Regions from separate parts of the Homo sapiens genome. Here region 2 is linked to region 1. The links are chromatin loops, found by intact Hi-C in ENCODE. Cell type or tissue: Calu3. All regions are shown on one strand. Region 1 has its middle 200 kb from the start of PAPSS1. Region 2 overlaps PAPSS1 (3'-phosphoadenosine 5'-phosphosulfate synthase 1).

Region 1 (5,000 bases):
AACATTTTAATAATTACACAGCTTTTTTTTATGTTGACTTGCTCCAGAGTTAACTCCTTTGTGTCCTCTTTTTAAATTATACATACATTTCCATTGGAAATTGTATCCATCTAGTAGCTGAAACAATCATCTAAATGTTGACTAATTACAGACCTATTTCCAGAATCACATATTTAATGCCTACTAGACAACTACAAATATTCTAGGGCGGGGGGTCAGGAAACAGGAGAAAAGAGTGAACATTCATTGAGCATTTCTGTTTTGTTATTTGTTTTTTGTTTTTTTTTTGAGACAGAGTCTCACTCTGTCGCCCAGGCTGGAGTGCAGTGACGCAATCTCAGCTCACTGCAAGCTCCACCTCCCAGGTTCATGCCATTCTCCTGCCTCCGCCTCCCGAGTAGCTGGGACTACAGGCACCTGCCACCATGCCTGGCTAATTTTTTGTATTTTTAGTAGAGACGGGGTTTCACCATGTTAGCCAGGATGGTCTTGATCTCCTGACCTCGTGATCCGCCCGCCTCAGCCTCCCAAAGTGCTGGGATTACAGGCTTGAGCCACCGTGCCTGGCCTCATTGAGCATTTCTAGAGCTCCAAACACCTCAGACTTAGTTCACCATCATTTATCAACCACACATAATGCCTCCTTTTACAGATACCTACTTTATGCCTTGGATGGCATAATGCCACCCCACCACTGACACCAGAATCTGAAGAATCACCCTGTACTCCTCACTCTTACTTGACCACATACTCAACTAGTTATGAGACATTTGAGATTCTGCCTCAAAAGTATTTGTGAATATATCCTTTTTCTATATCCTTACTTCCAGTACCATAGTTGTGGCTGTTACTAGTTTTCACATGGATTTATGTAGTAACCTCTCAGCTCTCTCCCCTCCTCTTAGCTTGGTTTCAGCAGGCAGAGCTATTCAAAAACTCAAATATAATCATACCCTGCTCTTGCTTAAAATCTTTTGATGACTATTATCCTTGCAAAAGGTTTAAACTAATTTCCTGCCAGTTCCCTGTCAACACCTGTCACAGCATCAGTACTAACCCACACACATTTCCCAAGTGTGCAGCACCCAGAAAACAGTGCTCTGTGTGTCTTTTGCATGCACAGTTTAATTGTTTTAAATTGACAGATAATGTTGTACATTTTTTATCATGTACAACATGATATTTTGGAGTATATATACACTGTGGAATGGTTAACTAGCTCATTAACAAACGTATTACCTCACATAGTTATCATTTTTGTGGTGAAAGCACAGAAAATCCACTCTTTTTATATTTTTCAAGAGTATAAAAGATCATCATTAACTATAGTCACCTTGCTGTAGAGTAGATCTCTTGACATTTATTCCTATCTAACTGTAATTACGTATGCTTGTTTTATGGCTCCAGAAAACTCTGTCCTCTCCTCACCTTTTCAAGAGCCCCTTCTCAGTGCCAGTGTAGACCTAATATGCTGTGTTCTTCTCCTCAAGGTTGTCTTTTCTGGCCTTTTACTTTGTGAACTCCTTGAATCAGACTCCGTCTTCCACCCCTTTGTCCTTGGCATCTAGCACAGTGTCTGCAACTCAATAGGCTTAGAAGAATATGTTCGAACAAATAATAGTGCCCAAAATTCCTTTACCTATCTCTAACAAGCCTGTTATGTAAGGAACCATGACACATTTGAGAAGTAACAAGGTGCTTGGGGCAAAGTATCACCTGGGATGCAAGTACATGCTGTGTTCCTTATTGAAGCTTTGCCAGGCACTGGTTAATGCATGGATAAAAAATTTTTCCTCATCTCTTCTGCAAGCATATCTTTAATTAAAAGACTAACCTGATTAACCAAAATAGATGAGTTTTACATGTAAGCAAAGGGTGCCTTTTTGGTGAGAATGACTAAAGGAGACTTTTTAAAATAACACAAATTTTGAAGGTAATCATACAGAAGACAGTGGCAAAACTCAAAGTACAAACGGGTATTTCATTCTCTAGACCACACTGCCTCCCTGTGGGAGGTTTTTTGGGCAAGGATGTACCTAAAGGAAAGTAAATCCAGTTTTGCACAATTGTAAAGTAGTGGTAGCTAGAGTTTATATAATTTTATACCAGAAGTCCACTCCCAAATATTGGGTTATAAATTGTGCTAGTTGAGTGATTTATTTTCTGAAAGACTTATGCCCATATTTTTGGATTTGGAATAGAAACATTTGTGTTCTTTTAAAAATAAGTAGTCCTGGGAATGATTTTTCCAAATGCCAAGACCAAAAAATGACATAACCACAATCTAATTATTTTGTTTTTACTACTTTGAATAATTATACTTTAAAGGTCTTAATAATTTGATTTACTTATGAGAAATATAAGACCCTAAGATCCCTAAAAATCAAGAATGGCAAAATGAAGATCTATTTGCTGTGTACCCACCACAACATTTTTTACTTAGTTTTTATATTATTTAATGACATATATCAAAAAATCAATATAGTCATTGAAATTAATGACTGCTCCCAGCCTATAGATTCCTCCTGAAGTAGAGCGTACACAAACCAAAAATATCAGATGCACTTCTGAAAGTTAAAATGATATAGTCAGTTTAAAAACATTTCAAGAATCATTTTTCATTTACCTTACAGAAAGTAATTTGTAGAATGCTACCTTTAGGCCAGGCATGGTGGCTCATGTAATCCCAGCACTTTGGGAGGCCGAGGCAGGCAGATCACGTGGTCAGGAGTTAGAGACCAGTCTGGCCAACATAGTGAAACCCCATCTCTACTAAAAATACAAAAAATTAGCCAGGTGTGGTGGTGTGTGCCTGTAATCCCAGCTACTCTGGAGGCTGAGACAGGAGAATTGTGTGAACCCAGGAGATTGGAGGTTGGAGGTTGCAGTGAGCCGAGATCGCACCATTGCACTCCAGCCTGGATGACAGTGCTAGACTCCGTCTCAAAAAAAAAAAAAAAAAAATGCTACCTTTGAAAAGAAAATGAATGTATATTTTAAGCATGATATACATTTTTTTCATGATTTCGGGATTAATTTCTTTAAATTTGCCCCAAGTTTCTAATAGTATGTAGCATTATTCAAAGGCAGAAAATGGACTTAGTTGTCTGTTTCTACAAAAGGCTTTGAGCAATTTCCAGAAATGAAATAATTGCTCATGATCTACCTTAATGCATATATTTGAAGACCCTGCTTTTAAATTTCCGGAATCTCAGAAGTATTCAAATTCATTACTTGTCTATTTCCTGACCAGTTCCCTTTGAAGTCGTTCTGGAGTCCATGCTATTATTTGAAATGCCTGGCCGTCGGTAAATAGTTGCTATTTCCTTGATGTCAGTGAAGCTGCTTTCTTTTCTGTGACCTTTACCTACGGTACCTCTTGCAGAGGCCACATATGTATTTACATGTCTGTGCGCTCTGGTCCATACATATGGTCCTTGTTAGATGCTTTTACTGCTTTACCTCAATAAGAAAGGAAGTATATTCACGATATTGACTCTTCACTGAATCTACATTTCTGTTTTCTCCAAGGGTCAAGTTGTCTTATTTACTACACACATACAAATAAAAGCTTAAGCAACTTTATTTTTAATAATGGACAATGAAAGTACACATGCCATCCATATGACAAGGACATGATTTCTGTCTTTCTGTACTGGTATTATTATATACTTCAGAGTTTAACAAAGACGATAGTGTGTGTAATGTTTTTCTTATGAGCAGAGACATGAATTTGGGACATAGCAAGAGAAAGGTAGCCTAAGGGAAAGATTAGAGGAAAAGAGAAGAGCTGAGGGATATGCCTGGCTCCCTCTCAAAGGAAGAAGCACACACCTTCATGTCACAAATTTAGGCCAAAGGGGAAAAATAGATTGTCATAAAGGGAAACGGGAAACAGGATGTAAAGCAAGAATGCTTTCCTTTTTCTCTCCGTTATCCAACTAGGCTTATAAAGTACAGAGGAGAGACCACTCTTCTAAGACAGAAAACCTGGGATTTTTCATGATTAATTTTGTGATCTTGGCCAAGTCAACCTCCCTGAGACTGTTTCCTTATATTTGAAATGATGGTTGTGTGTTAGATAATTTCAAAAACAGTTTTGGTTCAAAAAATTCTAAAAGAAATCAGAAGCTTATTCAAAGACAGGTAGAGAAGGCCATTCAAAGATAATTTGAGGGGATTGGGTTAAGTCACAGTTATAAGTCACTCTTCTCACTTTTTTTTTTATCAGATACGGCTATGTTTGAATGTTTGTCCCTTCCCAAACTCATTTTGAAATGTAATTGCTATTGTAAAAGTATTAAGAGCTGAGATCTTCAAGAGGTGAGTAAACCATACAGGCTCTGCCCTTGTGGGTGGGATTAATGGCATTATAAAAATGCAAGACTGGCCCCTGTTGCCTCTCTTTCCCTTCTGCTTTCTACCACCTGAGGACAGAGAACTCTTCCCCTAGCAGCAAGAAGGCCCTTGCCAAAAGATGGCACCTTGATCTTGGACTTCCCAACTTTTAGAACTGTAAGAAATACATTTCTGTTCTTTATAAATTACCCTGTGGTAATTTATGTCTGTGGTATTCTGCTATGGCCGCACAAAATGGACTAAGACAAATACTGACTTAGTAAAAAGATTACCCATTTTTAAAAGACAACTTCATACAGCCGGAGATAATACTTTGCTGCTCTTCATTACGAATGGAGGAAAGAGATACCAAGGAAAGAGAAATAGACAAAAGCAGAAGAATTAGCCCAGGATATAAGTAATTTTTTTATGGGACGGATGAGAGAGAGAGAGAGAGGAAACAGATAACCAGCAGAGCAGGGAGAAGAGGAGGGAGATCCAGGAAGAGGGAACGGCATGTACTAAGACTTAGAGGCACATAGGTATGAATTGTCAGGGTGTATGCAAAGAGCAATAAGCAGTTTGGTGCTGATAAATCTGACATGTAAGGAGCTAGAGAGTGTTCTGTGCTAAAGAACATTGACTTTATTCTGTAGCAATAG
Region 2 (5,000 bases), 150 kb after region 1:
AAAGGACTCTTCCTTAAATCTAGCATGAGATATAGCTTATCTTCCAACTCCAGAATTATTTTAATATATGTATTTTAAATTATAAAATAGCAGTAAAAAGAATCTGGGAGATTCTCTTTATGAGAAAACCAAATCACCCTGTATCCCAGATATGGTTATCACTGTCATTTTTCTGTCTTCCCTTTGATCTGGTCTCCATCCATAGGTACATTACACGACAAATGATAGTTTAGCAGTCTGTGCAAAGCCTATTACTTCATCAAGTAGAAAATAAAAGTTCAGAGTCAATTTTTCCTGGAAGGACAATACGATGTGCATTAAGTGAACTACACATACATTTTGTATGTTCAATTAGCTTCTTCGATATGTAAAGCCTCCAAAGATGCCTTGAGGCATACAGATTCTTTGCAGCTACAAAGTAAAGAATTGAAATCTTCTATGCTAGGGGGAGAAAACACTAAACATAACAAGTTACACAAAAAGTCAGGCACTCATTAGGACTTCTGTGAGGAAGAGTATGATACACTTTCACGAGACACTTAAAATTAAATATTTACATAATCACAAAGCTTTAGGGGCATAACATCTTCAAAACCAACGAGATACAAAAAGCAACAGGAGTCTATAGGTCAGTTATTTCCAATGTTCTTATCACTAAGAATATGAAGTAAAAAAAGAGGGCAAAGTCTTTTTATATTTAAGATCTGAGTTCCAATTCTAACAGTGCAATCTTGAGCATCTTACAACGTGTCTCCCCAGTTGTTTAAAAAAAAGTACAAAAAAGATACACACATATATGTTACAGGGCTGTTTTGACAAACTAGTGACTTAAAGTACCTGAAGAGTGGAGGATAATATTAGTGAGAACTGACTATAACACCACTCATTGTTCTAAGAGCTTCATGTGAATTTTAGTCCATTAATCTTCACACAGTCCTACTAATGAAGGCAGAAGAAACTACTGCTATCCCTTCTTTACAGAGGAAATCGAGGCCTAAGAGAGGTCAACAACTTGACCCAAATCCCTGCAATACTGTCTTTCAATGGACTTAACATAAAAAGAATACTCAGTAATTAGAGTATGCTTGCTACATGCCAGGAACTGTTTAAGCACTCTGCATGTATCAACTCATAGAATCCTCTGCACAATCCTGAGGCAGGCACTTTAATTATTTCCCATTTCATAGATGAGCGAATTGAAGTCCAAGAAATTAGACTATATCTTCCAAGGTCATATAGTTGAGAAGTATTGAAAACTAAGGTATTAAGTATTTTGTCACACAAATTTTTCTTATTTTCATGATTTTATTAAACATAATTCCCAAGTTTTTAGTCAGCATGTGATCTTCCAATGCGTTGGTAAGGTTCTAGAGAAAAATAAAAGATATTCAGCATTTCAGTTGAGCCTAAATAGTTCTATTAAAGACAAGTAAGCAATTTGCAACCAACTGTTCCAAACCCTGCCACTGTGAATAAATCATGAGCCTCCATTTCCAATGCTGAGGATCCCTTAGCAGGATATGCAGTCTGGGAACAAATGACAAAGGACTCCAGAGAAGAGAAGAATCTCATTCTCAACTTCAATGGTAAGAAAAACTCTATATAAAGCTTTCTTTGCCATCTCTGAAATGTATATTATTGTAAGGATGGGATATCTTTTTGTATGCTGTGATGGGGCTTGACTACTCTCCCCCAGGTTTACTGCTGAAAATTGTCACAATCCTAGAGAAGCAGAAGAAAGCATGCAGCAGACACATCTTCTGATTTTTACTGGCTACAACAAGGCATGTTTAGCTGGTTTCCTAATCCAGCATCCCTAGTTCAGCTCACAAAGACTGAAGACCAGGAGCAGTGTGCACAGTCCACTGCAATGCTCCAGGCACAGGGCTGGGACTGTTCTCTTCCCTCCACCCTGGAGACCCCACAACACTGAGGGCACACTCAGGTGCATCTCTGCTTCCTCTGAAGAGATGGTCCAAATAAGAACTCTGCACTAACGAATGTTTCTATAGATGATGTCTACCATTTCCTTCCAACCATATCCCCAAGTTAAAAAAAAAAAACTGTACAAATAATTTGTGATCAAATCTGTCTCCAAGGTAACTAGTTTGAACATGTAAAGGGCAATATCTATACTGTAAGCCCCATCAAATTACTGAAATATTTTGTGCACTAATAAAGTTATTCATAATTGAGCATAATTTTATCAATGTGCTACTTTACATGTATTAACAAAGGCTATAACCACTTTCTTTTCAAGAAGGGAAATTTTTTCATATTTTGTTTTTGAGTCAAAATAACTTTTTCATTAGAAGCATTTCATAAAACTCTTCCCTCTTCAAAATTCACACCCAACAATATTTTTAAATGGATTTTAGCCTCACAACTTCAATACAAAATTCTTCTGATACCTAACCAATGCCAAAATAAACATTCGAAAGGTTGCTACTGTTTTTCTCTTCTAAAAAAGATACAGAGAGTGAATGTTTTGGGAATTAATGCAAAAATAGCATGAATCAAGAGGAACTGGGAGCATCTGCTCAGTCTGTGGAAATGAGTTATACACAGATTCTATGTGTAAAGACAAAAGGACTCAGTCTCTTACAGGAATATAAAAAGAATCTTAAACATGCAGATGCTGCCAGCTTCTAGCACATTCCAGTGACAAATCTCAGTTTCCAAAACCACTACTAAACATCTGAAAGGAGCAAAACCACCTCAAAGTGACACAAGATATCTGGACAACAGAAAGTTGGTCCCTGCCACATGAGCTATCCACTTTATTTGGGATTCATTAGGATTTCCACAGACACAGCTATTAGAAACAACGTGCTCTTCTTCAATTTGTACATATAAAACCCTTTGCTTCATGAAATGTCCTTTAAAACACAAAGAGATCACAAGCCAGGCCAGGAAAAAGTCTGCACACACCTGGACATCTCACCTCCAATCTGAAAGGCTCCAGTCACCCAGCACTGAAGGGTAAAGGGGGCTCAGGGAGGCCCTAGGAGTCCTCCTGAGCAGGGGATCAGTAAATGACCCACACTCTACTATTAATGAGAGGTGAATTCCGTAACCTGTAAGTCTAGAGATATTATAAATTTATAAGTATTAATTTAATTTTAAAATGTAACACGGGGTACCCAGAACGTTGTTTGACTTTGACAGTCTAACATCTAACATATGTTGTATCCAAAAACAGACAACTGTTTTTGTTTTTACCTGGACACTGGCAGGCAGGGCAAACAACATGCGCTACATGAAAGTGGTAGCTCTCGCCTCTCATTTTAATCTTCCTAAAGAACTCTGAACATGTTAATACAATGATTCCACATTTTAAGTTTTCCTTTAAATACTTTCTGTACTTTTTTCTTGAGCCAAATCTGCTCAACAGATTTGAACACAAGGGCACATTCATATTTTTATGTAACTATTAAATTTCTGTTATCTAAACTACATGCATCCAAAGCATGAACACCAAACGACATTCCGGCAACACTTTAAAACTGAGCTGCAAAGTCTGGCTTTTATGTGTAGCATAAAACCCATTTAGAGCACTAAACCACCATTTCTTAAAAAGACAAACCTTTAAATAATTTATAGCACTAGTAAATCTAGAGTTCCTGGTAGATTTTAAAACAGTATTTAAAATATCACTTTAGATTAAAACCAGCAGCAAGAAGTCTACTTCCTTATGTCATAACAAGCCAAGTTAAAATGCAATACTAGCAGGCCATCTAGTGACCAATTTAGGGTCTAGGAAAATAAAAAAATCCTGATTTGTTAGTGTTTTCTATTTTCTTAAATACATACCAAACAAAGAAAATGAAGATGCTGTGAGAAAACGCTAAGAAATGCAGTCTTTATATGAATGACCACTTTATCTATCCTGATTATATTACATAGCCACAGTGAAAGAGAAGGCAACCCAGAAAATGACAGAGAATTCTTAACTTTATGTAAAGTACCCATGGTAACCAAAGGACCCATCATCCTATATTACCCGTTGTACAGCATACTAAAAACATTTTTCTTGGACAATGAAATAAATACTGTATCTTACTGAAGACCATTAAACAATTCCAGGTACAATTCACTTCAGAAGAGTCTCTCCAAAGGAATACAGAGGAACAGATAAAAGCAAACTCTACTTACCACTATTTTTCCATGAAGACAGTGCTTTTCAAACACCTTCATTCTCTGGGAAGTCCCAGACCATAGTACTTTCTTCTCTCTAATAAAAACTGGTATACAATTGGAAATACATACAGTGTTTGGTCTTTGTCCTCAGTTCTTGGCACAGAGCTCCTAACACCCTTGAAATCCCCTAAGTGATCAATGTGCCTTTGGAGTGCTGAGGAGAGGACTCTTGGCTGAAGGGCTCCTAGACAGCTTCATGATGGGAACTGGGACCAGAAAGTCCAAGTCACCATCACAGGGTTGCAACTTTCAGCCTCACTCTACTCCCCTGACCTCTGGGGAGCAGAAAGGCATTAGAGAGATTGAGTTCAATCACCAATGGCCAATGATTTAATCAAATGTGCGACGTAAAGCCTACATAAAAACTTCTAAATGATGGGGTTCAGAGAGCTTCCCAGTTGGTGAGCACACGGAGGTACTGGGGGCTGGGGGTTGAAGTTCATAGAGAAAGCACGGAAGCTCTGCCACCCCTTCCCTGCACATCTCTTCCATCTGGCTGTTACTGAGTCTATAAGAAACTGGAAGTAGCAAATAAAGCACTTTACTGAGTTCTGTGAGTTGTCCTAGCCAATGATCAAACCTGGTGTGGGGACAGGGTAGGGAGGTGGGAAACCTTGGATTTATAATCAGCCAGGCAAGAAAGTGGGTAGCCTGGGCACCCCATTTGGGCTGGCGTCTAAAACAGGGCAGTGTATAGGAGTGAGCCCTTAACCTGTGAGGTCTGAACTAACTCCACATAGCTAGGGTCAAAATTAAATTGAATCACTGGATACCAGATGATATCAGAGATCAAACAAAAA

The links. A loop is a pair of places that touch in the nucleus more often than their neighbours do. Peaks named below come from ENCODE experiments on the same cell type or tissue, not always from the same donor. Only the 100,000 strongest peaks of a DNase experiment are listed, where the experiment ranks them.
Region 2: a loop joins it to region 1, with 2.0 times the contacts of the local background. A loop is called at or near these places in 3 of 110 quality-filtered maps.

What each region holds. Positions count from the first base shown.
Region 1 is chr4:107,517,236-107,522,235 of GRCh38, forward strand. No RefSeq gene overlaps it. Among named protein-coding and RNA genes, the nearest start is that of PAPSS1, 200 kb to the right of the region's middle. In Calu3, no CTCF peak of the experiment used is centred here; a DNase peak (open chromatin) is centred at 2,006.
Region 2 is chr4:107,662,610-107,667,609 of GRCh38, forward strand. The region is part of intron 5 of PAPSS1 (3'-phosphoadenosine 5'-phosphosulfate synthase 1); the gene reads right to left. Among named protein-coding and RNA genes, the nearest start is that of PAPSS1, 55 kb to the right of the region's middle. In Calu3, no CTCF peak of the experiment used is centred here; no DNase peak of the experiment used is centred here.